Regions from separate parts of the Homo sapiens genome. Here all the other regions are linked to region 1. A link is a contact called in ENCODE Hi-C or POLR2A ChIA-PET data. All regions are on one chromosome and are shown on one strand. The core of a region is the stretch at or near the end of the contact, and the rest is flanking DNA. Distances in the headings are between cores, read along the strand shown. Region 1 holds the start of ZNF212 (zinc finger protein 212). Region 2 holds the start of ZNF786 (zinc finger protein 786). Region 3 holds the start of GHET1 (gastric carcinoma proliferation enhancing transcript 1). Region 4 has its middle 25 kb from the start of ZNF786.

Region 1 (6,834 bases), core at 474-2,973:
TGCAACCTCCACCTCCCAGGTTCAAGCGATTATTCTGCCTCAGCCTCCCGAGTAGCTGGGTCTACAGGCACCCGCCACCACGCCCGGCTAATTTTTGTATTTTTAGTAGAGACCGGGTTTCACCACATTGGCCAGACTAGTCTTGAACTCCTGACCTCGTGATCCGCCCTCCTCGGCCTCCTAAAGTGCTGGGATTACAGGCATGAGCCACTGCGCCTGGCCTGTGGTGGACCTTTAAGGCTTCTTCCTAACAAGGTCTACTGACGACATGTAGGTAATTGTGGAGTGACCTGGCAGGAAGAACTGTGGCAGAATCCTCTCGCCGGACTCTAACACTAACTAGATCTTGTGGAAAAGCCAAGTCTTTGACTGGCTCAGCCTAGCTTATAGGAGTCAGATGAGGTTAATATTGTAAACATTTGTGTCTTGTCTTCCCAATTCAACTGTTAACTTCCTTGAAAGCAAATACTGTGTTCTCTAAGTCTCCCAATCTCTCCGTTCTTAGTTCTTAACGCACTTTCTACAAGAATCAAATATAGCGCACCCTGCTCATGGTCAAATTTTCCCCACAGAATTTCCTTAGCCCTCCATTCTCACAAAGATCTAACATGATTCTCGAAGTGTTTCTAGACCAAGGAACACTTCATTAAAAGTCAATTCAATTCCAGCTGCCCCTTCCGTTGCAAACCCTCTGGTGTTGTTAAATTAACCACTACTTTGAAACAGTATGGGAACAGTATGAGAATGTCGGAGCTGGAAGGAAACTTAAAGCCTTGGAGATCATCTAGCAACTACTCCAACACTCTCGATTTACAGTTAAGAAAACGAAAGAGACCCAGAGAAGCGAACACAGTTGCCTAAAATCACCCAAATGGACAGCTGAAAGCTTCGTGACTCCACAAATAGGATTTTCCTCACACCAAACTCCGTATCTTGACATTCCCAGAATGGGGATGGTCGGTGGGCTGGGAGGGGGGTGTTGGGGGGGGGGTGAAGGAGAGAGTTTGGGCAGCTCTACAAACAAAATGCAGCAACTGCACTGTAGATAACATCCGTCCCCAAGGAGAAGCAGCCCAGGCTGACTTCAACCTGTGGCTGCAACCCCCAGACAGAAATCTGCAGCACTGGAAAAACCGACAACACATCGGACCGAAGAGGAGGTGGTCGCAGAGAGGCAAGTCCTGGGGTCTCCCGGGCAGCGGGAGAGCTCACTCGTAGCGACGGAGACCGTTTCCAATCTGGAAACACTCCAACCTGGGAACGGGCTCTTTTGGCACGAAAGAGAAAATGTGTGGGCAGGGTCACAAATCCACCAACCTAAAGCAAGCGTCAGAGAAGTTTCTGGGCAAGGGCGCACGGCGCCGAGGCTCCGACCCCGCTGCAGAAGGAAGCGGAGGGAAAAAAGGGCAGAGCACTGGGGTCGCGAAGAGGAGGGTCCGCGTTCACCCGCGCCAACGGCAGCCCCGGGAAACCAAGACCCCGGCGGCGTCCAAACCGCGAAGCCCCGCCCCCGGCAGGGGACTCCGCCATCCCCAACGCGCCCTCGAGCCAGCGCGCCGGTGCCTCTTTACCCGAGCAGGCGCCGACTCCGCCATGGCTCCAGTCGCCCCTCAACACCCAGACCCCGCCTCGGAGCCCCCGTGCTGCGTTCCTGTCCGCTCGGCGCCCCAGAGCCTGTTGGAAGCCGCCGCCGCCGCCGCCGTGTTGATGCCAGGTGCATTCTGGGAGCAGCGACCTCCCCGGCACAAGACCGGCTCCAGCCGCTCTTCCTCACTGTGCAGGCTTCCCATTGTGCCCCCGTGCGGCGGGAGGGAGAACGCTGCTTGGCACTCCCGGCCAGAGTGCGGGCACCAGGAGGGCTCAGTCACTCAAAAGTCAAGACCAGGTTCCGCGTTTCAGGCAAAGCCACGGGATCCTGCTGTCTTCCGTATGCCCAGCACTCTGCTAAATGCTTTGAGGGATTCAAAAATGTGTACAACTCAGACTTTTTGCTGAGGAAAGAACATGTAATGTTGTTGGGGAAAAGAAATATGGTTCCAAAAGGCAAGTGATTTTATTCCAAAAGTTCACCTGTTATTTGGCTTTTTAGAAACTGGGAACAGTTTCCATATCAACAGTGTGGAGCGTGGGGTCAGGCCCAGGCCAGCCCTCTGTAGCCTGTTAATTATGGTAATCATGTGCCTTGGAAAGTCCAAGACAACCCTGATTTCAAATATTTCCAGTCCTCATGCTACATGTAAGACGATGTGTCTGGAATTTTTGTTGGAAAGCACGGCCACATGACCATTTAATCGCCATGTACTTAATCCCCAATACCAGCAACACTACGGCAACCATAGCTGCCTAATTTATACCATTGTCTCTCTGGAGACAAGCAATGAACTTCCACTTCACAGGATAGGCGTGAAGTGTTTCCTCTGAGAACGAAACTTTTTTTTTTTGAGATGGAGTTTCGCTCTTGTTGCCCAGGCTGGAGTGCAATGGCGCAATCTCGGCTCACTGCAACCTCCACCTCCCGGGCTCAAGCGATTCTTCTGCCTCAGCCTCCCTAGTAGCTGGGATTACAGGCATGTGCCACCACGCCTGGCTAATTTTGTATTTTTAGTAGAGACGGGGTTTCCCCATGTTGGTCAGGCTGGTCTCAAACTCCCGACCTCAGGTGATCCGCCCACCTCAGCCTCCCAAAGCGCCGGGATTACAGGTGTGAGCCACCCCACCCGGCGGAGAACGAAACTTTTAAGATCATGACTGGCTCCTTCCTCACATGCAGGGCTCAGTTCAGATTCTACATCCTCAGAGAGATATCCCCAGTCCCCCCTTTCTACAGCCCCACACCATCCTCCATCTCAATACTCAATCTCGTTACCCTGCTGGAAATTTTTCATACCATTTATCACCATCTGAAGTAATCTCTCTTTTTCACTCATTTACATATTAATTATCTGTATCTCTTCCACTGAAATGTCTGTCTACTGTATCCTCCATTTGTTGTACACAGAAGTGTTCATATTTGTAAATGATTGAATGGTGAATCAGAGTGTAAGGATATGAAATGTCATCTCAAACAGAGGCATTATTTCCAGGGCAACTAGATCAACGGGCACGTCACTGAATCATTAATAAATCTAGAGAAAGAATGGGCCAGGCTGAAGAAACCGGTCAGTCAGGGAGATCCTGTCCAGAGGGTCTGACCTAATCTCTCAGACCAACAAACTCTTGGTGTCAGATACAGAAAAAAAAAAAAATGTGTCATGGGTGAGGTGGCTCATGCCTGTAATCCTAGCACTTTGGGAGGGCAAGGCAGGAGGATCACTGGAGTTTGAGACCAACCTGAGCAAATAGGCAGACCCTGTCTCTACAAAATTAAAATTAAAATTAAAATGAGCCAGGAGTAGTGGTGCACACCTGTAGTCTCAGCTACTCAAGAGGTTGAGGTGGAAGAATCATTTGAACCCAGTAGTTCAAGGCTGCAGTGAATCACGATCGCACCACTGCACTCCAGCGTAGGCAACAGACCAAGATCTTGTCTTTAAAAATAAAATAAAAATGTTATCCTCCACAGGCACAATATCAGGACATAGGATGCTGAGGTCATTAAACAGTTCGGTCGTAGAACTCATTCCCTCTATTCTATTTCTATACTCACAAGGCAACCTTCTGACGTTGCATGTTGCCAGGTAGCTTCTGGGAGGCAACATGCAGGTGAAGCTGATGCACATGTATACCTCAGTCTCTTGAAAATGAGCATGTTTCAGCATCCCAGACTCTGAGCCTGGAAGTCTGGAAAAAGGTTCAGATCAAATTTCCAGCCTGCAAAGGAGGCAGCACCAGGCACCAGGGTTGCAATCACGTGGGCTGGTGGAGATGGTGTGGCGCCTGCAGTCCCCCGGGCTGATGAAGACAGTGTGGCACAGTGATTTGCTAAGTGGGGCTGGGGAGTGAGACCGTCTGGGTCCCTAGCCCAGCACTGCCAGTATATTAGGTTTCTCTAGACAGACTAATAGGATATATATATAATGTTATATAAAGGGGAGTTTATTAAGTATTAACTCACATGCTCACAAGGCTCCACAATAGGCTATCTGGAAGCTGAGGAGCAAGGAGAGCCAGTCTGCGTCCCAAAACTGAAGAACCTAGAGTCTGATGTTCGTTGATGTTCGAGGGTGGGAAGGGTCCAGCATGGGAGAAAGAAGTAGGCTGGGAGGCTAGGCCAGTCTAGTCTTTTCACATTTTTCTGCCTACTTTATATTCTAGCTGTGCTGGCAGCTGATTAGATTGTGCCCACCAGATTGAGGGTGGGTCTGCCTTTCCCAGCCTACTGACTCAAATGTTAATCTCCTTTGGCAACACCCTCACAGACACACCCAGGATCAATACTTTACATCCTTCAATGCGATCAAGTTGATTCAGTATTCACCATCACAGCCACTTACTAGATGTGAAACTTGGTCAGGTCTTTAACTTCTTAGTACTTGTTTCCTCATGATTATTGGTGAATAGATAACAGTACTTAGCTCATAGAGTTGTGTGAATTAAATGAGTGAATTCAAGTCAAGTGCTTAGAACAGTACCTGGCACAGAGGAAGAGCTCAAGAAGTACTCATGATCATTATTGTTGTTTAGTCCCAGATCCTTCATTTACTAAGTGCTGTGGCTCATGCTCACTCTGCCCTAGTGTCCTTGTCTTCCACTGAGAATGTGAACACCTCATCCTAAGGTTGCTGATGGAACTAAAAGAAAGAATTTATGTAAAGTGCTTATGTAGCCAAGTGCCCGGCATACAGCAAGCACTTGATAACAGGCAATTTCTTCTCTCTGCTTTACTTTTGCAAGGTCCAAGCCTTGTATTGCAATGAGTTCAGCAGGATAAATGTGGCTTTGTTGTGTCTCTTAGAAACTACCCATTTGTTTTTTCCAACTGACATTCAAATCTTGACATATGCTGTTTTAAAAAACGTTGTTGGCCGGGTGTGGTGGCTTACGCCTGTAATCCCAGCACTTTGGGAGGCCAAGGCAGGCGGATCACAAGGTCAGGAGATCGAGACCATCCTGGCTAACATGGTGAAACCCTGTCTCCACTAAAAATACAAAAAATTAGCCAGGTGTGGTGGCGGGCGCCTGTAGTCCCAGCTACTCCAGAGGCTGAGGCAGGAGAATGGTGTGAACCTGGGAGGCAGAGCTTGCAGTGAGCGAGATTGCACCACTGCACTCCAGCCTAAGCCACAGAGCGAGACTCCATCTCAAAAAAAATTGTTGTTGTTTTTTGTTTTTTGTTTTGAGACAGAATCTCGCTCTCTTGCCGAGGCTGGAGTGCAGTGGAGAAATCTTGGCTCACTGCAACCTCCGCCTCCCAGGTCCAAGCGATTCTCCTGCCTCAGCCTCCCAAGTAGCCGGCATTACAGGTGTGTGCCACCACGCCAAGCTAACTTTTGTATTTTTAGTAGAGAGGGGGTTTCATCATGTTGGCCAGGCTGGTCTCGAACTCCTGACCTCAAGTGATCCACCCGCCTCGGCCTCCCAAAGTGCTGGGATTACAGGTATGAGCCACTGCGCCCAGTCCGTTTTAAAAAACTTTTTTTTTCCTCTTTTTTTTTGAGACAGAGTCTCTCTCTGTCACCCAGGCTGGAGTGCAGTGTCGTGATCTCCGCTCACTGCAAGCTCCACCTCCCAGGTTCACGCCATTCTCCTGCCTCAGCCTTTTGAGTAACTGGGACTACAGGCACCCGCCACCACGCCCAGCTAATTTTTTTTTTTTTTTTTTTTTTTTGTATTTTTAGTAGAGACAGGGTTTCACTGTGTTAGCCAGGATGGTCTCAATTTCCTGACTTCGTGATCCGCCCGCCTCAGCTTCCCAAAGTGCTGGGATTACAGGCATGAGCCACCACACCCGGCTTAAAAAACTTTTAAATGAAGTTCACAGTTATTCCCATTAGTAGCATTGGTATTCCAAGAATCAAGAAAATAGACATTTAGTACTTGTAGCCTGGCATCTCTACATTTGTAGAATATGAATGCAACATGCAGAGCTGAAAATGACCTTAGACATCATCTCACCCCAGACCCTCATTTTTAGTGAAAGAAAAAAGTATTCTTTGAACAAACAAATAATATACATTGTTAAAATAATGTTTTAATAATATTTATCTTGGCCAGGTGCAGTGGCTCATGCCTGTAATCCCAGCACTTTGGAAGGCTGAGGTGGGAGGATTGCTTGAAGCCAGGAGTTGGAGACCAGCCTGGGCAACATAATGGGACTCCATCTCTACAAAAAAAAAAAAAAAAATAGCTAGGCATGGTGGCACACGCCTGCAGTCCCAGCTACTCGGGAGGCTGAGGTAGGAGGATCACTTGAGCCCAGGAGGTCGAGGTTGCAGTGAGCTGTGATCACGTCACTGCATTCCAGCCTGAGTGACAGAATAAAGCCCTGTTTCACACACACAAAAATTATCTTATCCTTTAAATTTGTATCATGTGTATGATTTATAGCATACATATTAGCCTATATAAGTACATATATGTATGCCTGTTTTTTTCTCAAAAAAGTTTATAATCCATGGCTTTATTCCACTCGTTAAGACTCTTTCTGTCTCACTGCCATTACTATCTTGCAAGTCCCTAGATGGCATGAACCATTTCTTTTTTTCTTTTTTTTTTTTTTTTGAGACAGGGTCTCGCTCTGTCGCCCGGGCTGGAATGCAGTGGCGCAATCTCAGCTCACTGCAACCTCCGCCTCCTGGGTTCAAGCATTTCTCCTGCCCCAGCCTCCCAAGTAGCTGGGATTACAGGCATGCGCCACCACGCATGGCTAATTTTTGTATTTTTTAGTAGAGACGG
Region 2 (6,474 bases), core at 3,142-5,641, 150 kb after region 1:
CCTTTGATGAACGGTGGCTATACAAACTGTGATACATCCATAGTACTAATGCATTTTTTTCTTTTCTTTTGAGACAAAGTCTCCCTCTGTCGCCCAGGCTGGATTGCAGTGGTGTGATCTCCACTCACTACAACCTCTGCCTCCCGGGTTCAAGTGATTCTCCTACCTCAGCCTCACAAGCAGCTGGGACTACGGGCAGGCGTTATCACGCCTAGCTAATTTTTGTATTTTTAGTAGAGACAGGTTTTTGTCATGATGGCCAGGCTGGTCTGAAACTCCTGATCTCAAGTGATGCGCCCACCTCGGCCTCCCAAAGTGCTGGGATTACAGGAATGAGCCACTGTGCCTGGCCTGCATTTATTTTTCTTTTTGGAGACAGGGGTCTCGCTATATTGCCCAGGCTGGCCATGAACTCTTGGGCTTAAGGGATCCTCCCACCTCAGGATCCCTTGAGGGGACCTACAGGTGAGAGCCACTACAGCTGGTGCTCCTTAATAACATTGATACAGATAACAATGTGGATGAATCTCAAAGGTATAGTGAGTTGAAGTATGTTGTAAACTTTTATAAGTCTCAAAAGGTTACATACTGTATAATTCCGTTTATATGACATTCTTGAAAGGTAAAACTATAGGGACAGAAATAAATCAGCCCTTGCTAGGGGTTACAGATATAGGAAGGGAGGTGGATCAAAAGACATTACAAGATGGCTGGGCACAGTGGCTCTCACCTATAATCCCAGCACTTTGGGAGGCCCAGGCAGAGGATCACTTGAGGCCAGGATTTTGAGACCAGACTGGGAAACATAGCAAGACCCTGTCTCTACACTTTTTTTTCTTTTTTTTGAGACAGAGTCTTGCTCGGTTGCCCAGGCTGGAGTGCAATGGCGTGATCTTGGCTCAATGCAACCTCCGCCTCCTGGGTTCAAGTGATTCTCCCACCTCAGCCTTCCCAGTAGCTGGGATTACAGGCACCTGCCATTATGCCTGGCTAGTTTTGTTTTATTTTTTGAGATGGAGTCTCGCTCTGTTGCTCAGGCCAGAGTGCAGTGGCGTGATCTCGGCTCACTGCAACCTCCACCTCCAGGGTTCAAGTGATTCTTCTGCCCCAGCCTCCCGAGTAGCTAGGATTACAGGCGCGTGCCACCACGCCCGGCTAATTTTTGTATTTTTAGTAGAGACGGGGTTTCACCATGTTGGCCAGGCTGGTCTAGAACTCCTGACTTCAGGTGATCCGCCTGCCTCAGCCTCCCAAAATGCTGGGATTACAGGCGTAAGCCACCGCGCCGGACCAACAATTTTTTAAAAAACAAAACAAAAAAGCTATTTAAGGGCATTTTAGAGGGTGATGAAACTTCCAATAGCCTTGTAACCGGGCCCCTTGAGACTTCAGCATTCTGCAGTTCTTAAGGACTGAATAAATGAAAATTCTGATCAGGCCCTTGCTTGTTTGCATGTTTTAACCACTTGCTTTTTGCCCAATATTCCTTGTTCTCACAATATAATTACATACTGCTGATGTACTGTTTGATTGTCAAGGAGAAGGAGATAACTTCAGGGTCATGAAAAATTGTTGCAGGGGGAATGCCTTCAGGGTCGTTGTGGCCAGCCCCTGACGCCCAGAAGCCTGATTGCTCAAGGTGTTATCAGAGACTGAAGAAACACAGACTTTCCCCCTTGGTTCCCTGAAACTCCCCCTCCCTTACTCTCTAGCCCCATAAAAACTCCCTGCTTCCTTTTGTTAAGACAGATTTTAGAGATTTGCTCTGCTGCCTTCTCGCTTTGGCCAAATCAATGAAACCTTTTTGCATCTCCAAGCACCGGTGTCTCAGTGTTTGGCCTCAGCTGCCCATGAGGTACACAAGCCTGATTTTGGGGTTTTACAACAGCCTGATTATGATGTCAGTTACATGTTTATGCATATGTTAAAATTTGGAGTTCTATGTAGTAGTATAGAAGTTATACTTCTATATAACTTACAGTTATAAAAAAAGTTAATAGTTAAAAGTTCATGGCAGGGTGCAGTGGCTCACACCTGTAATCCCAGCACTTTGGGAGGCCGAGGTGGGCGGATCACGAGGTTAGGAGATGGAGACCATCCTGACTAACACGGTGAAATCCCGTCTCTACTAAAAATACGAAAAATTAGCGGGGCAGGCATGGTGGCATGCGCCTGTAATCTCAGCTACTCGCGAGGGTGAAGCAGGTTTTTTTGTTTTTTGGTTTTTTTTTTTTGAGACAGAGTCTCGCTCTGTCGCCCAGGCTGGAGTGCAGTGGTGCGATCTCAGCTTACTGCAAGCTCCGCCTCCCGGGTTCACACCATTCTCCTGCCTCAGCCTCTAGAGTAGCTGGAACTACAGGCGCCCGCCACCTCGCCCGGCTAATTTTTTGTATTTTTAGTAGAGACGGGGTTTCACCGTGTTAGCCAGGATGGTCTCGATCTCCTGACCTCGTGATCCGCCCGCCTCGGCCTCCCAAAGTGCTGGGATTACAGGCCTGAGCCACCGCGCCCGGCCAGCAGGAGAATCACTTGAACCCAGAGGCTGCAATGAGCTGAGATCGTGCCACTGCACTCCAACCTGGGCAACAAGGGCAAGACTTCGTCTAAAAAAAAAAAAAAAAAGTTCATAGCAGTATACATTAAAAAATTGTACTGTATACACTTCGGGAGGCCGAGGCGGGTGGATCACCTGAGGTTGGGAGTTCGAGACCAGCCTGACCAACATGGCGAAACCCCGTCTCTACTAAAATACAAAAAATTAGCCGGGCATGGTGGCGCGTGCCTGTAGTCCCAGCTACTCGGGAGGCTGCGGCAGGAGAATAGCTTGAACCCGGGAGGCGGAGGTTGCAGTGAGCCGACATCCCACCACTGCACTCCAGCCTGGCGACAGAGCAAGACTCTGTCTCAAAAAAAAAAAAAAAAAAAAAAAAAAAAAAGCCAGGCGCGGTGGCTCACGCCTGTAATCCCAACACTTGGGGAGGCCGAGGCAGGTAGATCACAAGGTCAGGAGTTTGAGGCCAGCCTGACCAACATGGTGAAACCTCGTCTCTACTAAAAATACAAAAATTAGCCGGGCGTGGTGGCAAATGCCTGTAATCCCAGCTACTCGGGAGGCTGAGGCAGGAGAATTGCTTGAATCCAGGAGACAGAGGTTGCAGTGAGCCGAGATTGCGCCACAGCACTCCAGCCTGGGTGACAAGAGTGAGACTTTGTCTCCAAAAAAAAAAAATTGTACTGTATAACAGTTGTAAAAATAAAAAACGTTAAACAGTAAGGTGCATGTACATTTCACGATTCTGTGGCAAACACAGATGCGTATATGCTCCTCAGCCTACGCAGGGACTATTTTATTTCTTATGCACATCCTCTCCAAACTACACACTTTTCCTTTGCTACTTCAGCCTGACACCTAAGACATGACTAAGACAGAATGCGAGGTTGATTTTCTGGAGACAATCGCCACCCCCTTCCTCGCCCTCTCTCCTTTCTGTCTCTTCCTGGTTTCCCCACCTCTCCCCTGTTCTTGCGTTCTCGTGTTTCTCACGCCCTGTGTCATGGCCTCCTCCGTCTTCTCCTCCTACTCTGTCTCTGTCTCCTGCCGGGGCCCGGGGTGCCCGACCGCAGCCTTGGGCCACCCTGAGTCCCTGCAGGCGGCCCTGAGGCCGGGGTGGCTTCCGCATGGGGTCTCTGCCCAAGGCCGTTCTCTGCTAAGGAAGGAGCGTGGCCGCCCGGGGAGCCCGGAGGGCTCTAGACCCACGGCGACCGGACCTGGTGGGCGGACCCCGCCTCCGCGTCCCCGGCGGGACAAGCATGGGGCCCCCACGGCCTCCGCGCCCCCGGCGGGACGGATGCCCCGGGCCACCGCGGGCAGCGCGCGCCCCCCACCCACTTTCCGGCCTCGCTGGATTCCCGGGACCCCCTCACAGACGAAGCCTGTCTCGGGGGCGGCTTTGGGAGGAACCGCACCGGAGGTTCCCCTCTCGCTGCCTCTCAGTCTGGGTTTCTGTGGAGCGCGTCTCCCTGTCCCTGTCCCTGATCTCTCCCTGTCCCTGTCCCTGATCTCTCCATGTCCTGCCCCTCCGTTTCCCCTCCGGCCAGCTCCTCAGCTTGTCTCTGACCGCTTCCCTCCCCAGATCCCGGGAATCCGAGGGTCCCTCAAAGACCGGCGTGCTGCGGCCTGCTCTGAGGGCGCCCGGGCCCCTGGGTCCCTCCTCTGAGGACCGACGCTCAGGCAGCGCCGCTTCTTCCTCCCGCAGGAGGCGCTGTAGGACTGAGCGGCAGCCGCGGCCGGGCGCCGGGTCCCAGCATGCACCGCGCCCGGCCGGCGCTGCGTTTGGGGGCCACCCGGGCTGTGCGTGGGAGTCGGGTTGGGGCGGAGCGGAGGGGAGTCAGTGCGCAGCAGGGCAGGTTCCTGCGGAGCCGCCGGAGACGGTCGGGTTTGCCAGGGCCGGGCGGGACCGCGGGGACCATGGCGGAGCCGCCTCGGGTAAGCGGGCTAGCCTGTTTGGACGCCCGGTTTCGGGGTCGTGGTGGGTCCTCGGGTTCCGGGCTCGCCCGTGTCCTGGGGTCCCCGTGAGTGCGCGCGGTGCACGGGTAGGACGGAGTCTGCAGGCTGCTTCTGCTGGGGATGTGGATTCCGGGCCCTGCGGTGAGCAGGTGGCCTCCGCTCCCGCGGCTTGTCCGTGGCCAAACCCCTGGACAAAGCCGAGCGTGGACCGAGGCCGACCTAGGAGCGGGGCGGAGCCTGGGCGAGGATGCCGGGCGGACGGGGAGCGGACGGTGGAAAGGATAGAAAGGTTTGGGGCCAGAGGTGGATGTTACAGGTCAACCAGTTTTACATCATAGTCACCGAAATCAGAACAACTGTTCCAAAAAGTTTAAGATTCCGAATGGTTGAAATGGTGTTTGGCGGGGGCTTCAATGTCAGAATTTATTGTCTAGCGTGATTTGGGTTGAGTGTAAGATGATACGTTGGGAAGAGTAGAAGAGGATACAAAAAATTAAGTTAGTGGTTTCTTAAAATCGAGGTTTAGAGGGTATTTTTATCTTGTAAACTTTAATGTTGAGGATTTTTGCTGATTATTAAATGAATTAGGCCGGGCGCGGTGGCTCACGCCTGTAATCCCAGCACTTTGGGAGGCCGAGGCGGGTGGATCACGTGAGGTCGGGAGTTCGAGACCAGCCTGGCCAACATGGTGAAACCCCAACTCTACTAAAAATACAAAAAATTAGCCTGGCATGATGGCGGGCGCCTGTAATCCCAGCTACTCGGGAGGCTCAGGCAGGAGAATTGTTTGAACCCGGGAGACGGAGGTTGCAGTGAGCCGAGACTGCACCATTGCACTCCAGCCTGGGCAACAAGAGCGAAACTCCGTCTCCAAAAATATATACATACCTATATATATGGGGAAAGGATATAAACAGCCAAATCACAGACCTGAAAATAAATTATTAATGAGTAAAAGAATGGATTTTAAAACTTGTGACATTCAGGCCAGGCGCCGTGGTTTACGCCTGTAATCCCAGCACTTTGAGAGGCCGAGGTGGGCAGATCACTTGACGTCAGGAGTTCAAGACCAGCCTGGCCAACATGGCGAAAAACTGTCTCTACTAAAAAATACGAAAATTAGCTGAGTGTGGTGGCGGACGCCTGTAATCCCAGCTCCTCGGGAGGCTGAGGTAGGGAGAATTGCTTGAACTCGGGAGGTGGAGGTTGCAGCGAACTGAGATGGCGCCACTGCACTCCAGCCTGGGCGACAGAGCGAGACTCTATCTCAAAAACAAACAAACTTGTGACATTCAGACGGTGGAACACTATACAAAATTAAAATAAATTAGCTACATATATGATCAACAGGGCCGGGCGTGGTGGCTCACGCCTCTAATCCCAGCACTTTGGGAGGCCAAGGCGGGCGGATCACGAGATCAGGAGATCGAGACCATCCTAGCTAACACGGTGAAACCCCGTCTCTACTAAAAATACAAAAACAAAAATTAGCTGGGCGTGTGGGCGGGAGCCTGTAGTCCCAGCTGCTCGGGAGGCTGAGGCGGGAGAACCCGGGAGGCGGAGCTTGCAGCGAGCCGAGATCGCGCCACTGCACTCCAGCCTGGGCGACAGAGCAAGACTCTGTCTCCAAAAAAAAAAAAAAAAGAAACTCAACAGGGCCAGATCCCAAAATGTTGAGGGAAGAATACAAGTATAATAAAGTATTTACGTATAAAAGACACAAAGTAATACTGAATATTTACAGATACATATATGTATTAAAATGAACTGGAAAGTTCCCATATTATTTATAATGTTTGCCTTTACAAAGGAAGGAGAATGTGACAATATCAGAACATGATTGAAGAGAGGAACCACAAGAACTTGAGTTTCACCGGTCACATTCTATTTCATTAAAAGGAACTCTGAAGAAAAATGTTAAACTTGTTAAGTCAGTGGTGAATACTAGGATGCTTATAGTTTTCTCT
Region 3 (7,092 bases), core at 2,345-4,844, 250 kb after region 1:
AAGCTTCTATTTCCATAGATTTTGGGGGAACAGGTGGTATTTGGTTACATGAGTAAGTTCTTTTTTTTTTTTTTTTTTTTTTTTTTTTTTTTGAGACAGAGTCTTGCTCTGTCGCCCAGGCTGGAGCGCAGTGGTGCGATGTTGGCTCACTGCAAGCTCCGCCTCCCAGGTTCACATCATTCTTCTGCCTCAGCCTCCCGAGTAGCTGGGACTACAGGCATGTGCCACTATGCCCGGCTAATTTTGTATTTTTAGTAGAGGCGGGGTTTCTCCATGTTTGTCCGGCTGGTCTCAAACTCCCGACCTCATGTGATCTGCACACCTCGGCCTCCCAAAGCACTGGGAATACAGGTGTGAGCCACCCCACCCGGCCCAGAGAACAGCTTTGTCTCTTTCGAGAGAGAGGTGCACCCAAATGGGACCTCCAGACCTCAGTGGAGTGCACCGGATTTTATAGGCAGGCTTGAGGAGGCGGTGTCTGATTTACCAGGGACCCAAAGATGGGTTGGACCAGGTGTGACATCTACATAGCATGAGAGGAAGCTGGGACTACAGGCACCCACCGCCATGCCCGGCTAATTTTTTTTTTGTATTTTTAGTAGAGACGGGGTTTTGCCATGTTAGCCAGGATGGTCTCGATCTCCTGACCTCGTGATCCGCCTGCCTCGGCCTCCCAAAGTGCTGAGACTACAGGCGTGAGCTACTGCGCCCGGCCATGAGTATGTTCTTTAGTGGTGATTTGTGAGATTTCGGTGTGCACCCATCACCAGAGCAATATACACTGAAATCAATTTTTAGCCTTTTAATCCTCATCCCCTTCCTACCCTTTCCCCCACAAAGTCCCAAAGTCCATTGTATCATTTTTATGCCTTGGCATCCTCAGAGCTTATTTCCCACTATAAGTGAGAACATACAATGTTTGGTTTTCCATTCCTGAGTTACTTCACTTAGAATAATAGTCTCCAATCTCATCCAGGTTGCGGCAAATGCCATTAATTCACTCCTTTTTATGGCTGAGTAGTATTCCATTGTATATATATGCCACAGTTTCTTTTTTCTTTTTTTTCTTTCTTTTTTTTTTTTTTTTTTTTTTTTTTTTTTTTTTTTTTTTGAGACAGAGTCTTGCTCTGTTGCCAGGCTGGAGTACAGTGGTGTGATCTTGGCTCACTGCAACCTTCGCCTCCCAGGTTCAAGCGATTCTCCTGCCTCAGCCTCTTAAGTAGCTGAGACTACAGGTGCACGCCACCACACTCGGCTAATTTTTGTATTTTTAGTAGAGACAGGCTTTGACCATGTTGGCCAGGATGGTCTCAAACTCTTGACCTCGTGATCCGCCTGCCTCAGCCTCCCAAAGTGCTGGGATTACAGGCGTGAGCCACGGCGCCCAGCCCTATGCCACAGTTTCTCTATCCATTTGTTGGTTGATGGGCATTTGGGCTGGTTCCATATTTTTGCAATTGCGAATTGTGCTGCTACAAACATGCATGTGCAAGCATCTTTTTCATATAATGACTTTTTTTTTCCCCTCTGGGTAGATATCCAGTAGTGGGATTGCTGGATCAAATGGTAGATCTACTTTTAGTTCTTTAAGGAATCTCCACACTGTTTTCCATAGTGGTTGTACTACTTTACATTCCCACCAGCAGTGTAGAAGTGTTCGCTTTTCACCATATCAACACCAACATCTATTATTTTTTTGATTTTTTTTTTATTATGGCCATTCTTGCAGGAGTAATGTGGTATTGCATTGTGGTTTTGATTTGCATTTCCCTGATCATTAGTGATATTGAGCACTTTTTCATATGTTTGTTGGCCATTTGTATATCTTCTTTTGAGAATTGTCTATTCATGTCCTTAGGCCAGTTTTTGATGGGATTGTTTTTTTCTTGCTAATTTGAGTTCCTCGTAGATTCTGGATGTTAGTCCTTTGTCGGATGTATAGATTGGGAAGATTTTCTCCCACTCTGTGGGTTGTCTGTTTACTCTGCTTACTGTTCCTTTTGCCGTGCAAAAGGACAGCTAACATTCTTATAGTTTCTTTTTTTAATGTGCCAGTAAACTCTATGTGGCTTCTCAGTTAATCTTCCCAACACCCTATAAGATAGATACTTCGATTATGACCATTTTCTAGATGGAGAAACTGAGGCTCAAGCAAGGTAAGTGACTTGACCAGAGATAGCTAGCTAGTAGCTGGTGAAAACTAGGACTCAAGCTGAGATAATGTGGCTGCAGCCCGTGCTGTTCATCTCTAATGCCTGCCGGATTCTCACTGCATATCATGACACCTATTGGGGCATCAGTCAATTTGATTAGTCAGCTTCAGTGTCTTCATTTGTGGGGTTGTTGGAAACAGATGAGACAGGATCTGGCTGAGAAACAGCCCCAGAAACCTCCTCTCCCAGAATGGCACCAACCCCCCTTCCCTGCCTCTGAGCCTGGCCACTGGGTGGACTTCCAGTCCACATAGTAGACTAGATCACCCCCAGTGCATGCAAAGGCAGAGTGAAAGGTATAAACAACTTAGTCAAATCAAGCTGTACAATGAAAAACAAAAGGAAATAAAACTATTCTGGCGCACACCTTTTTCTTATTAATTTCAAGTTGGCTGCCAATGTTTACCTGCTTTGTTCTTAAAATAATCCATTCTAGAATTTTGCTAGAGAGCAACATCGTTTAGAGATTGTCATTTATGAAACTCTCACTCTCATTTTCCCCTCTTTTGAAATTAGGACAACATCTACCCATGTCTAGTTTTCTGGGGTTATTCATTCTCCTCAATGGCATTCATTCATTCATTCACTCAACACATTTACATAGCACCTGCTGTGTCCCAGATACTGTGCTAGGTACCAGAAGGAGTCAAACATAGTCAATGATTCTGCTTTTCCATTGGCTTGGGGCATCCAGGAACACATTTTCTCAGGCTTGGAGATGTGAACTCCAATGGGCAGCTGCCTGCCCTTCCCCTCCCCTTGCCTGCACCTTTACAGTAAGGTCTACTCGCCGCTGCAGCAGGAAGATCCTCCATTAGGAGTAAAACAGAGCTGTGAATTCGGCTGCCCCAGGAACAGCCCGATCCTTGTTGCTCCAGACACATCCCTACTGTCTTTTTGCTGTTCTTTGCTTTCGGCATGAGTTTCAGGTCTTTCAGAGCTTTGCCTCTGACACTTTCACAGAAATCTTTTCCACCCGCCTTTTCTTAGTCATCTTTACTTCGGACTTCCTGCTTCTGCCTTTTGTCCCTGTAGATTCTGAAGTCCTCAGGAACAATCCAAGATCTTCTGGTGTTTCAGATGCTTCCCCTTCACGTTCCTTAGGTGGTGGTTTCTGTTCTATCAGTTGGGGTTTAAGGAGGAGGCAGGGATCTTGGGCAGTGGGAGAAGCACCTCTGTAGGGAGCTGACTGCCAAGATGGGAAAGTGTCAGCCTCCAGGTAGTGGCGCTTGCTGGGATTTACCGACGCTGGAAGCACAGACTTTATCTGTAGGGCTCACAGTTTCCTCCAGGTCCCACAGAGCTGTCCGGAGGGTCACACAGCAAACAGATAAAGGAGGCCAGCGCAGATTGGGCGGCTCTCTGGTACCTTGCGGTGGCTGAGCCACTCAAGACAAACCGGGGGAAAGACGCCCTGATGACGAAATGCTAATTTTGCATATCTCTTTCCCAGGATGCTTAGCAACACGTCTGATTCTTGTTATTCAGTACGTTTTTCCAGCTATTGATAAATAGATGTGCCAGGGAATTCTTAGAGTATATATATATCATTAATATTGTAAATATAGTCATCAGTAAACTGAAACCAGAATATCACTGTAAGGGGAAAATGAACAAATTTGGGGGCTTTAAATAGTTCAAACAGTAGGAGGACTTATTGGCTGGTCCGAAGGTAGTGAGTTATCTCAATTGATTGTTCACAGTCAGTTACAGATCGAACTCCTTGTTCTACTCTTTCCCCCCTTCTCACTACTGCACTTGACTAGTCTTTTACGAGAGTTTCCACTCTCCTGGCATCCCTCGTTTCTTGTTTTCATCTCAATTTTAAAATGTTGAAAGTCAGCATCATTAAATAAAGCATGGAATACAGGGGGAAAACGAAGTACTATTCTTTTCTTCCAGAAACAAACAGTAAATTTGGGAAAACCCATCACAGACAAGAAGGAAAAAGAAAACAAAAATCAAATAAATAGTAATAGATACTACGGACCAATTATTGGTAAAGATGGTATAGTATGTCCTAAGAGATCAAAGACAGGAAATGGGATGAGGGTGAATAGGGGTTTTTCTTTTTCTTGTACTTTTTCTTTTCTTTTCTTTCTTTTTTTTTTTTTTTTTTTTTTTTTTTGAGACAGGCTGGAGTCTCTGTCACCCAGGCTGGAGTGCAGTGGTGTGATCTCGGCTCACTGCAACCTCCGCCTCGTGGGTCCAAGCGATTATCTTGCCTTAGCCTCCTGAGTAGCTGGGACTATAGGCGCGCGCCACCACGCCTGGCTAATTTTTCTATTTTTGTAAAGACCGAAGTTTCGCCATGTTGGCCAGGCTGGTCTTGAACTCCTAACCTCAAGTGATCCTCCTGCCTCAACCTCCCAAAGTGCTGGGATTACAGGCGTGAGCCACCGCGCACGGCCAGGATTTTTTTAATGTTTTAATATCAGTAGGATTAAGGACTGGTATTTGATGATACAACACTCAATGGACAAAATTAAGAGGCATTTCAAAGTCGACAATCCAGTTAAGTTTTGAAGCTAAGAGATGTGAACATTTTCAGAGAGAAAGTATTTTGGAGGAAGACAAACCAAGTCCAAGAGTTTGAAAATAGAGAAGGCGGAAGAGGGCAGAGTACATTGCGGGATGCTCACCACGTGAGGCACCAGAGCCACTTTCTAATCCTGGTTCAGCCCTTAGGTTCTTATGTAGCCTTTAGAAAGCCACGCAGCTGCCTCCTCATCAGAAACAAAGGGTCATTACACTGATCTTCCTTCCCTCTTCGCTACATGGAAGTATACATTCCTAACAGCCTCGAGGCAAAGTGTTGTTTGATGAGATTGTGGTGGTGTTGCAGTACAGTGTGACTGCCACAAATGTGTATACAACAAAAGAATATTTAAATTTTTCTTATAGGTGAAAGTAACCCAAGGCACCTTGAGGGCACATGTGGGTTTCCCAAGAGCTTCCCTGTGGGGTTTTTTGTTTTTTTTTTTTCTTTCTGAGACGGAGTTTCGCTCTTGTTCCCCAGGCTGGAGCACAATGGCGCGATCTCGGCTCACTGCAACCTCCGCTTCCCAGGTTCAAGCGATTCTCCTGCCTCAGCCTCCCGAGTAGCTGGGATTACAGGCATGTGCCACCACGCCCAGCTAATTTTTTGTATTTTAGTGGAGACGGGGTTCCTCCATGTTGGTCAGGCTGGTCTCGAACTCCCGACCTCAGGTGGTCCGCCAACCTCGGGCTCCAAAGTGCTGGGAATACAGGCAAAAACCACCACACCCGGCCTTGAATTGTAATTCTCAGGTGTTGAGGGGGAACCTGGTGAGAGGTAACTGAATCAGGAAGTCAAGACTTAAGGGTCTCCTCAATCTAAGTCCCGAGGCTTTTCCCGTACAGCTAGCTTGCTGCTTCTTCAATAATAGATATGCCTTAATTACAGTGATTGTTCAAGCCAACTGATGTTGCTATGATCACGTACCAGCTATGAACACAGGACTGTCACTGTATCTCAGGAATAATGGCAATTAAATGATATTGCAAGAGAGTAACAGTCTATTGGCCATAGTCACCATTTGATATTTGCAAAGGAATACATTTGTATTGTGTTTTATAAGGTACAGGGTATTTTCATATGACCTATTTCATTTAATATTCTTTGCAGTCCAGTTAAATTAGTATGACAGACATTATCATTTTACAAATGAAGAAACTGAGGTTCTGAGAGAGATCACATAAGCAGCCGAGAGTCAGCCACTGAGTTCATTGCTTGCAGAGCCAGAATAACCTTTCTTCCCCAAAAGTATTCTCTCTGCTACCCCGCAAAGAAAAACCAGCAATCAAACAATGTCAACAAAGCCATGAAACCAATTGCTGTACTATTCCAGTCAGTGGAAACATTGCTAAAAACTAAAAGATAGATGGATGGATAGTTAGGAGGGAGGGAGAGAGAGAGAAAAAAGTATGTAGTTGATGGTGGAATAACTGTTAATATGGACACTACGAAACTAACACGAGAGCAGAGTCAATTTCTCTGACTTTAGGTTGATTTCATTCCACAGATATGAGACTGCACAATTCTATCAGTCTTGATGACATATGTATCCTATCTCCAGAAACTTCCTAACCAGATAATATCTGCAAAGCAATAATGAATGCCCAGTGCAACTATAAGGCCAGCTCAGAGTAATATGATAACTTGAGGAAGAAAAGAGTTTGGCATTAGTTCTTTCCTAAGACGTATTTGAATAAGATAGGATTGTCAGATAAAATACAGGATGCCTGGTCAAATTTGAACAATAGTGTAAATAGATTTTTAGCATAAGTATGTCCCAAATATTGCACACTATATCCTACTGTCATTGCACAGACAGTAGTTTGAAGCCAAAATAATTTTGATTTGCAAAAGCGCGGCATTTGCGAAGAGAAAGGGGATATTTTCCAATACCAAAATCTTTATGTTTTACAAGAAAAGCAAAGCTTGGTGGATCCAGGTTTAGAGATAATACCATGAACCATCGTGTCCGAGGTGAGCAGTTTCCCCACCACACAGTAAAGAGGAAAGCTTCGTGTCTGCATCATTTCTAGGTTAACAGCTTGGGATTTTCTTCATCTTTGATCTTGCTAATACTGTATTAACACAGACAAGCTTAAGCACAGATGTGCAAAGTGTTTTACTTTTCAGTGTGAAATAGAATCATGCTATGTACATTACTTTGCAATTTGAAAAGCTTGCTCTCTTACCACTGCACTCTGCGGACCTTTGCCCTCTCCTGGATCCCTCTTCTTCATGCCTGACACCGTGGATAAGGAGGTGCGTGAGACATGGTTCATTCCTTAGGTCACCTAAACCTATGGTTCTCCTTATTCTCAAGGTACAATTCAGAGACGAGGG
Region 4 (6,955 bases), core at 2,314-4,813, 170 kb after region 1:
AAAATACAAAAAAAAAAAAAAAATTAGCCGGGTGTGGTGGCAGGCACCTGTAGTCCCAGGAGGCTGAGGCAGGAGAATGGTGTGAGCCCAGGAGGCGGAGCTTGCAGTGAGCCAAGATCAAGCCACTGCACTCCAGCCTGGGTGACAGAGCGAGACTCCGTCTCAAAAAAAAAAAAAAAACAAATTTAGTATCTCCCAAAGGAAGCTTGGCAAGTCCTTTTCATTCTCTTTAGAATTTATAGAATATAGCCTGGCGTGGTGGCTCATACCTATAATCCCATTACTTTGGGAGGTCAAGGCAGGAGGATCACTTGAGGTCAGGAGTTCAAGACCAGACTGGCCAACATGGTGAAACACCATCTCTACCAAAAAGTACAAAAATTAGCCGGGCATGGTGGCATGCACCTGTAGTCTTGGCTACGCCGGAGGCTGAGGCAGGAGAATCGCTTGAACCCCAGAGGTGGAGGTTGCATTGAGCTGGGATTGCACCACTGCATTCCAACTTGGGAGACAGAGCAAGACTCCATCTCAAAAAAATTATAGAATATATAATTAATATATAAAGATACAGAATAATATATAATTATAAATTCCTTTTTTTTTTTCTTTGAGATGGAGTCTTGCTCTGTCGCCCAGGCTGGGGTGCAGTGGCATGATCTCGGCTCACCGCAAGCTCCACCTTCCGGGTTCATGCCATTCTCCTGCCTCAGGCTCCCAAGTAGCTGGGACCACAGGCGCCCGCCACCACGCCCAGCTAATTTTTTGTATTTTTAGTAGAGACAGAGTTTCACCGTGTTAGCCAGGATGGTCTCGATCTCTTGACCTCGTGATCCGCCCGCCTCAGCCTCCCAAAGTGCTGGGATTACAGGCATGAGCCACGGTGCCGGCCTTTCTTTTCTTTTTTTTTTTTTTTTTGGAGTCTCTGTCAGCCAGCCTGGAGTACAGTGCCATGATCTTAGCTCGCTGTATCCTCCACCTCCCAAGCTCAAGTGATCCTTCTTTCTCAACCTCCTGAGTAGCTGGGACTAAAGGCGCACGCCATCACGTGCCACCATGCCTATTTTTGTATTTTTAGTAGAGACTAAAAATACAAAAAATATAAAATGTGGGCCAGGCTGGTCTTGAACTCCTGACCTCAGGTGATCTACCCACCTCAGCCTCCCAAAGTGCTGGGATTATAGGTGTGAGCCACCGTGCCCGGCCTATACTTCGCCATTTGTCTCTTAACACGGGTGCCCAAGAAGCTGCTGCTTGGGGGGCTGTATTCAATTAACACTTTTAATGTTAACAGGTGTGGACCATCAAGAGATTGTCTCTCCCTGGCTGCCGAATTCTCATTCTTAGAGAGGCAATTTGTTAATTGCTGAACCATCACCTGACATTTCTAGTGGGTCGGGAGAGAGCCCTCTGCTGCCCTGTTGATGCCTAACTACCTGTAACAATCTGATTATTGTAAGTTTTCCTGTATCCAGTATCACCTCCAATATTTATCAAGGAGTTGTGTGAAATACCACCTCACAACCAGATGAAGAATTTTATCACCACCTCCTCCAATTCCTCATGAGGGAGAAGTAGGAATTGCTCTGAGCCTAAGGTAGAAACCGTTCCTGAAATGTTGAAAACCGTCATTGTGAGTAGGTGAGTGGAGTGGTGGAGTAGTGAATCACCTGTACAATGGCACTGTCAAAAGACAAAATTACAACACATTTAGTTTAAAAATCTTAATTGGCTTATTTGGTATTCTAGAATTGAGCAACACTTCATCCCATGAAACAGAATAAGTGGCCCGGCGTGGTGGCTCACGCCTGTAATCCCAGCACTCTGAGAGGCCGAGGCGGGCAGATCACCTGAGGTCAGAAGTTCAAGACCAGCCTGGCCATGGTGAAACCCTGTCTGTACTAAAAATACAAAAAATTAGGTGGGTGTGGCAATGCGAACCTGTAATTCCAGCTACTCGGGAGGCTGAGGCGGGAGAATCGCTTGAACCCGGGAGGCGGAGGTTGCAGTGAGCCGAGATCGTGCCATTGCACTCCAGCCTGGGCAACGAGCGAAACTCGGTCTCAAAAACAAAAACAGAAAAACAGAATAAGTGTTTGGATGAGCCAGCCAAGGCGGGTTTTTTTTTTTTTTTTTAAGAAGGAGTCTCCCTCTGTCGCCCAGGCTGGAGAGCAGTGGCGCTATCTTGGCTCACTGCAACCTCCACCTCCTGGGTTCAAGCAATTCTGCCTCAGCCTCCCAAGTAGCTGGGATTACAGGTATGCGCCACCATGCCTGGCTAATTTTTTGTATTTTTAGTAGAGACGGGGGTTTCACCAGGATGGCCAGGCTGGTCTCGAACTCCTGATCTCGTGATCTGCCCACCTTGGCCTCCCAAAGTGCTGGGATTATAGGTGTGAGCCACTGCACCCGGCCCGCGGTTGGTTTTATGGACAGAAAAAGCTTGGGAAAAGCAGAAACAGAAAACTAAAAGTGGGTTGGTTGTTTCAAAGTTACTTTTTTCTTCTAAAGGTTAAAGCAGAGGGGGTGTCTTCTGGCCGGGCACGGTGGCTCACACTTGTAATCCCAGCACTTTGGGAGGCCGAGGCAGGTGGATTACCTGAGGTCAGGAGTTCAAGACCAGCCTGGCCAACATGGTGAAACCCCCGTCTCTACTAAAAATACAAGAATTAGCCGGGCGTGGTGACACACCCCTGTAATCCCAGTTACTTGGGAGGCTGAGGCAGGAGAAGTGCTTGAGCCCGGGAAGCAGAGGTTGCAGTGAGCCAAGATTGTGCCACTTCACTCCAGCCTGGCCGACAGAGTGAGACTCTGTCTCAAAAAAAAAAAAAAAAAAAAAAAGCAGAGGGGTCTTCCTTATGCTGGCCTGTTTGGTGATGTGGCACTTTTGCATGAGTAACTCCATCTTGGTGTGGTCTCTTGGAGCCTAGTGCTGGAGCTGAGTCCGAACCAATGGACTCCTATTATTTTATTTAATAACAGTTTCTTTTTTCTTTTTTTTTTTTTTTGAGACGGAATCTTGCTCTGTTGCTCAGGCTGGAGTGCAGTGGTGCGATCTCGGCTCACTGCAATCTTCACCTCCTGGGTTCAAGTGATTCTCCCGCCTCAGCCACCCGAGTAGCTGGGACTACAGGCGCGTGCCACCACGCCCGGCTAATTTTTGTATTTTTAGTAGAGACGGGGTTTCACCATGTTGGCCAGGCTGGTCTCAAACTCCTGACCTCAGGTGATCCGCCCGCCTCAGCCTCCTAAAGTGCTGGGATTATAGGCATGAGCCACCGCGCCCGGCCGATAACACAGTTTCATTGTGAAGACAGGCGGCTTGTAGTAGCAAAAATTGAAACCGAAAATGGCGACGTTACACATTCTCCAAATCCCTACTAATTTACATACCTATCAATTTCAGAGGCAATCTCGTGTAACCCTAAAGGAGGTTATCTCTGGAGAGCTTGGAGCAGCTCCAATTCAAGTTCAGAGATCCAGGGAGCCCAGAATGCACAGCGCCGCGGGGGTGCCTCCCGCCAGAAGGCGGCGCTGTGGGATCCCAGCCCGAGCCGTGTCCAGGCACAGGAAAGGCAGAGCGTTCTCAGCATGCCCTGCCTGTGCCCTGGGCAACGGCCGCCGCCGAGCGAGATCCCGGGGTCGCGCAGGGTGGGGCTGGGGCTGAAGGGCGCAGGCCCCGCGTACGGGGGCCGCCCCTGCTTTTCCTCCGCGAGACCAGAGCTTAGACTACGGCAGGACTAGTCCCTGGGGTTCCCCTTCGGGTGTCAGACCCTCTCTGGGCGGTCGCGGGAGGGCTCGGGCTCGCAGGATCTGCAGGTGTTGGGGCTGGGGCAGTGGGGAGTGGTCCGTGGGCCCAAGAGGACGAAGCGGAGTCGGGCGGTTCCGGCTGGGAGGAGGCGCCTCCCCGGGGCTGCCCTGACCTAGTAAAATCTGTGGGGAAGCCCTGGCCGGGGAGCCTTCCCCCAGCTCGCTCCCTGGGGCCTGGACAAAAGGCCGGGAAGGAAACGCAGCCCTGGGCTCTGCGGTCTTTGGAACAGAGACTGCGACTTTTCATCTTCGTTTCCCACCTAGTGTGGGGCCCCCGTGGGTGCTGTACAAATGCTGTGGAATCAAAGAATCAGTGGAGGAGTCCCGCACGCACCCATTGATTTTACTCAGTCCAGAGTTTCCGGAGAGTGCCTGCTTCCCTAAGCGCAGCTTGTGGGCGGAGACTCTGCTGGATGAGGTGCAGATTGGGAGAAAGAACAGGAAATTACGGGTGAGAAAAGAAAAGGATTCCCATAAAGGGCACATGTGAAAGTACAATGCTGAATTGCAATATTAGGCACTTCCATTTTCTTTTTATTTATTTATTTAAGACGGAGTCTCGCTCTGTCACCCAGGCTGGAGTGCAGTGGTGCCATGTCAGCCGACTGCAACCTCCGCCTCCCGGGTTCAAGCGATTCTCGTGCCTCAGCTTCCCAAGCAGCTGGGATTACAGGCGTGCGCCACCACGCCCGGCTAGTGTGTGTGTGTGTGTGTGTGTGTGTGTGTGTGTAGCTGGGATTACAGGCGTGCGCCACCCCCCCCCCCCCCCGGCGAGTGTGTGTGTGTGTGAGTGAGACGGAGTATCACTCAGTTGCCCAGGCTGGAGTGCAGTGGCGCGATCTCGGCTCACTGCAACCTCCGCCTCTCAGGTTCAAGTGATTCTCCTGCCTCAGCCTCCTGAGTTGCTGGGACTACAGGCACGCACCACCATGTCCGGCTAAGCTTTGTATTTTTAGTAGAGACTGAGTTTCACCATATTGGCCAGGCTGGTCTCGAACTCCTGACCACGTGCCCGCCTGCCTTGGCCTCCCAAAGTGCTGGGATTACAGGCGTGGTATTATTAATGTTAATGGTGTTGCGTCTCTGGGGTAGTGACTGCCTAGTCAAGCTTCTATTCTGTTTTCTAATTACTAGGAAACTAAAGGGCATTTTCCTTATTTGCTTTGTCACCTTCTAGGGAAAGTGATGTTTTGCTTTTCTGGTGCAAAATGTTTTGAAGAAGATAATTTCTCATAGCTGTATTGGAGCAAACTGTCACTTTAAATTTTATTTTGGTGAAATGGTACCAATTATGGCCGGGCGCGGTGGCTCACGCCTGTAATCCCAGCACTTTGGGAGGCCGAGGCAGGAGGATCACGAGGTCAGGAGATCGAGACCATCCTGGCTAACACGGTGAAACTCCGTCTCCACTAAAAAATACAAAAAAAAAAAAATTAGCCGGGCGTGGTGGTGGGCGCCTGTAGTCCCAGCTACTCGGGAGGCTGAGGCAAGAGAATGGCGTGAACCTGGGGGGCGGAGCTTGCAGTGAGCCGAGATAGCGCCACTGCACTCCAGCCTTGGGGGCAGAGGCAGACTCCGTCTCAAAAAAAAGAAAAACAAACAAACAAAAAAAAGAAATGGTACCAATTATGGAAGTCTGCAGATGTAACTATTTTTTGCTTATAAACACAGGTGTTTTTGGTGTTTTTAACATCTCAAAATGTTGAAGACAGTTCAATGTGTACTTTATCACGCAGTACTATAACATTATATGACTGTATAGTAGGCTAGGTGCTTACAGAACTATGTCCTATGGTAATTGCTCAAATGTTCATTTAATTGAATCAAATTATTTCAGATTGTGTTTCTCCAGTTACAAATAAGTGTCTGCAGAAGTTCCAATGATTGACTTCTCTATGAGTCTCCCCAAACTATTCCTGTAAAACAAGGGCCTATGTATTCAATATTCCACCTCTGTCAGGGTATAAATCTGCTTTGTTTGCAGCACTGGTTAACTTTTGAAAAGAGGAACAGCAAAATCATCACAAGTCTATTCCTGGAATTATGTCACTAAAGCCTAAGTCAATTCACATGATGAATATTCTGCCTTCTCAAGATTTGTGTCCTAACTCCTTCCCCAATATAACAAAGGTAGAAGGGCTTTTAAACATTACTGATGAGGACAGGTGTGAAGCCACCCTGAGACAAAAGGAAATGTGTTTGGGGTTCCAAGTGGCAATGACCTTTGACGACATGGCCATCTGTTTTTCAATACAGGAGTAGGAGAATCTGGATGGATATCAGAAGGAACTTTACAAGCAGGGGATGAGGAGTATCTGTGAAGCTCTGATCTCTCTAGGCAAGATGGGTTTTTGTTGAAAATTTGAGAGTAATTCATGAAATCAGAGACTAAGCAAGTCTCTGCAGGTTACCTGTTCTTTCTGTTGGCTGCTTGGTTGGCCTCTGGAGACAGCAACCTACTTATCAGTAGGATATCCTGAGAAAAATTATTTCCTTGATAATTATGCCTAGTTCATGTCTTCCAAGTATCCTATTTGCCTTATAATACCTTAATCAAATGCTTTATTGCCACCAATTTCTTAGGGTCTCTGCATTTTGGCTTTATTGTCTTAGAACGCAACCCACAAAACAGCCAGAAGTGTATGTGCCAGTTAAATCAATGCTCATCTTTCCAGAATTTTCATTCCTTTATTTAATTCAGGAGAAATCAATAAACACTTATTGCATACTTCCCATGTATCAGATTCTGGGGTAAGTAGAAAGATAAATAAAATATAGTCCCTACCTTCATGGGGCAAATAGCCCACTGAGAGAGACATATGGGCCGGGTGCAGTGGCTCACACTTGTGATCCCAGGACTTTGGGAGGCCAAGGCGGGCAGATCTCCTGAGGTCAGGAGTTTGAGACCAGCCTGGCCAACATAGTGAAACCCGGTCTCTACTAAAAATACAAAAATTAGCCACGCATGGTTGTGGGCGCCTGTAATCCCAGCTACTGGGGAGGCTAAGGCAGGAGAATTAATTGCTTGAATCCGGGAGGTGGAGGTTGCAGGGAGCTGAGATCATGCCCCTGCACTGCAGCCTGGGTGACAGAGTGAGACTCCATCTCAAAAAAAAAAAAAAAAAAAAAAGGCATATGTATTGCGTGA

The links. A loop is a pair of places that touch in the nucleus more often than their neighbours do. ChIA-PET counts read pairs that join two places held with the same protein, here RNA polymerase II (POLR2A). Pooled maps may share reads with other maps.
Region 2: a map of CD8-positive, alpha-beta T cell shows a loop between it and region 1 (21-fold over the local background). The contact joins the promoter of ZNF786 here to the promoter of ZNF212 in region 1. A Hi-C loop is called at or near these places in 2 of 168 maps with a recorded cell type or tissue (B cell and CD8-positive, alpha-beta T cell), 3 of 37 single-sample maps with no recorded cell type and 14 of 50 pooled maps. POLR2A ChIA-PET finds 5 or more read pairs at or near these places in 2 of 52 experiments (H1 and K562).
Region 3: a loop to region 1 is called in a map with no recorded cell type, with 9 times the contacts of the local background. The contact joins the promoter of GHET1 here to the promoter of ZNF212 in region 1. A Hi-C loop is called at or near these places in 1 of 37 single-sample maps with no recorded cell type and 9 of 50 pooled maps. POLR2A ChIA-PET finds 5 or more read pairs at or near these places in 1 of 52 experiments (HCT116).
Region 4: a pooled map shows a loop between it and region 1 (3-fold over the local background). The contact joins the enhancer-like site here to the promoter of ZNF212 in region 1. A Hi-C loop is called at or near these places in 4 of 50 pooled maps. POLR2A ChIA-PET finds 5 or more read pairs at or near these places in 3 of 52 experiments (K562, Panc1 and WTC11).

What each region holds. Positions count from the first base shown.
Region 1 is chr7:149,234,540-149,241,373 of GRCh38, reverse strand. ZNF212 (zinc finger protein 212) reads right to left here and starts at 1,723. Exons shown (of 5, transcript NM_012256.4): 1 at 1,572-1,723. The coding sequence starts at 1,595. RefSeq lists an enhancer at 1,662-1,956.
Region 2 is chr7:149,088,635-149,095,108 of GRCh38, reverse strand. ZNF786 (zinc finger protein 786) reads left to right here and starts at 4,391. Exons shown (of 4, transcript NM_152411.4): 1 at 4,391-4,486. The coding sequence starts at 4,469. RefSeq lists silencers at 446-646, 3,540-4,029, 4,150-4,449.
Region 3 is chr7:148,984,029-148,991,120 of GRCh38, reverse strand. GHET1 (gastric carcinoma proliferation enhancing transcript 1) reads right to left here and starts at 3,594. Exons shown (of 1, transcript NR_130107.1): 1 at 1,692-3,594. It also overlaps RNY1. RefSeq lists enhancers at 3,248-3,297, 3,618-3,667, 3,235-3,735 and a silencer at 3,878-3,947.
Region 4 is chr7:149,062,544-149,069,498 of GRCh38, reverse strand. No RefSeq gene overlaps it. Among named protein-coding and RNA genes, the nearest start is that of ZNF786, 25 kb to the left of the region's middle. RefSeq lists a silencer at 3,593-3,822 and an enhancer at 3,312-4,194. Within about 2 kb of position 3,563, at least 38 of the 41 ENCODE cell types and tissues checked have a DNase peak (open chromatin) inside an H3K27ac peak, as active enhancers do; they include Panc1, where a contact is called at or near this core.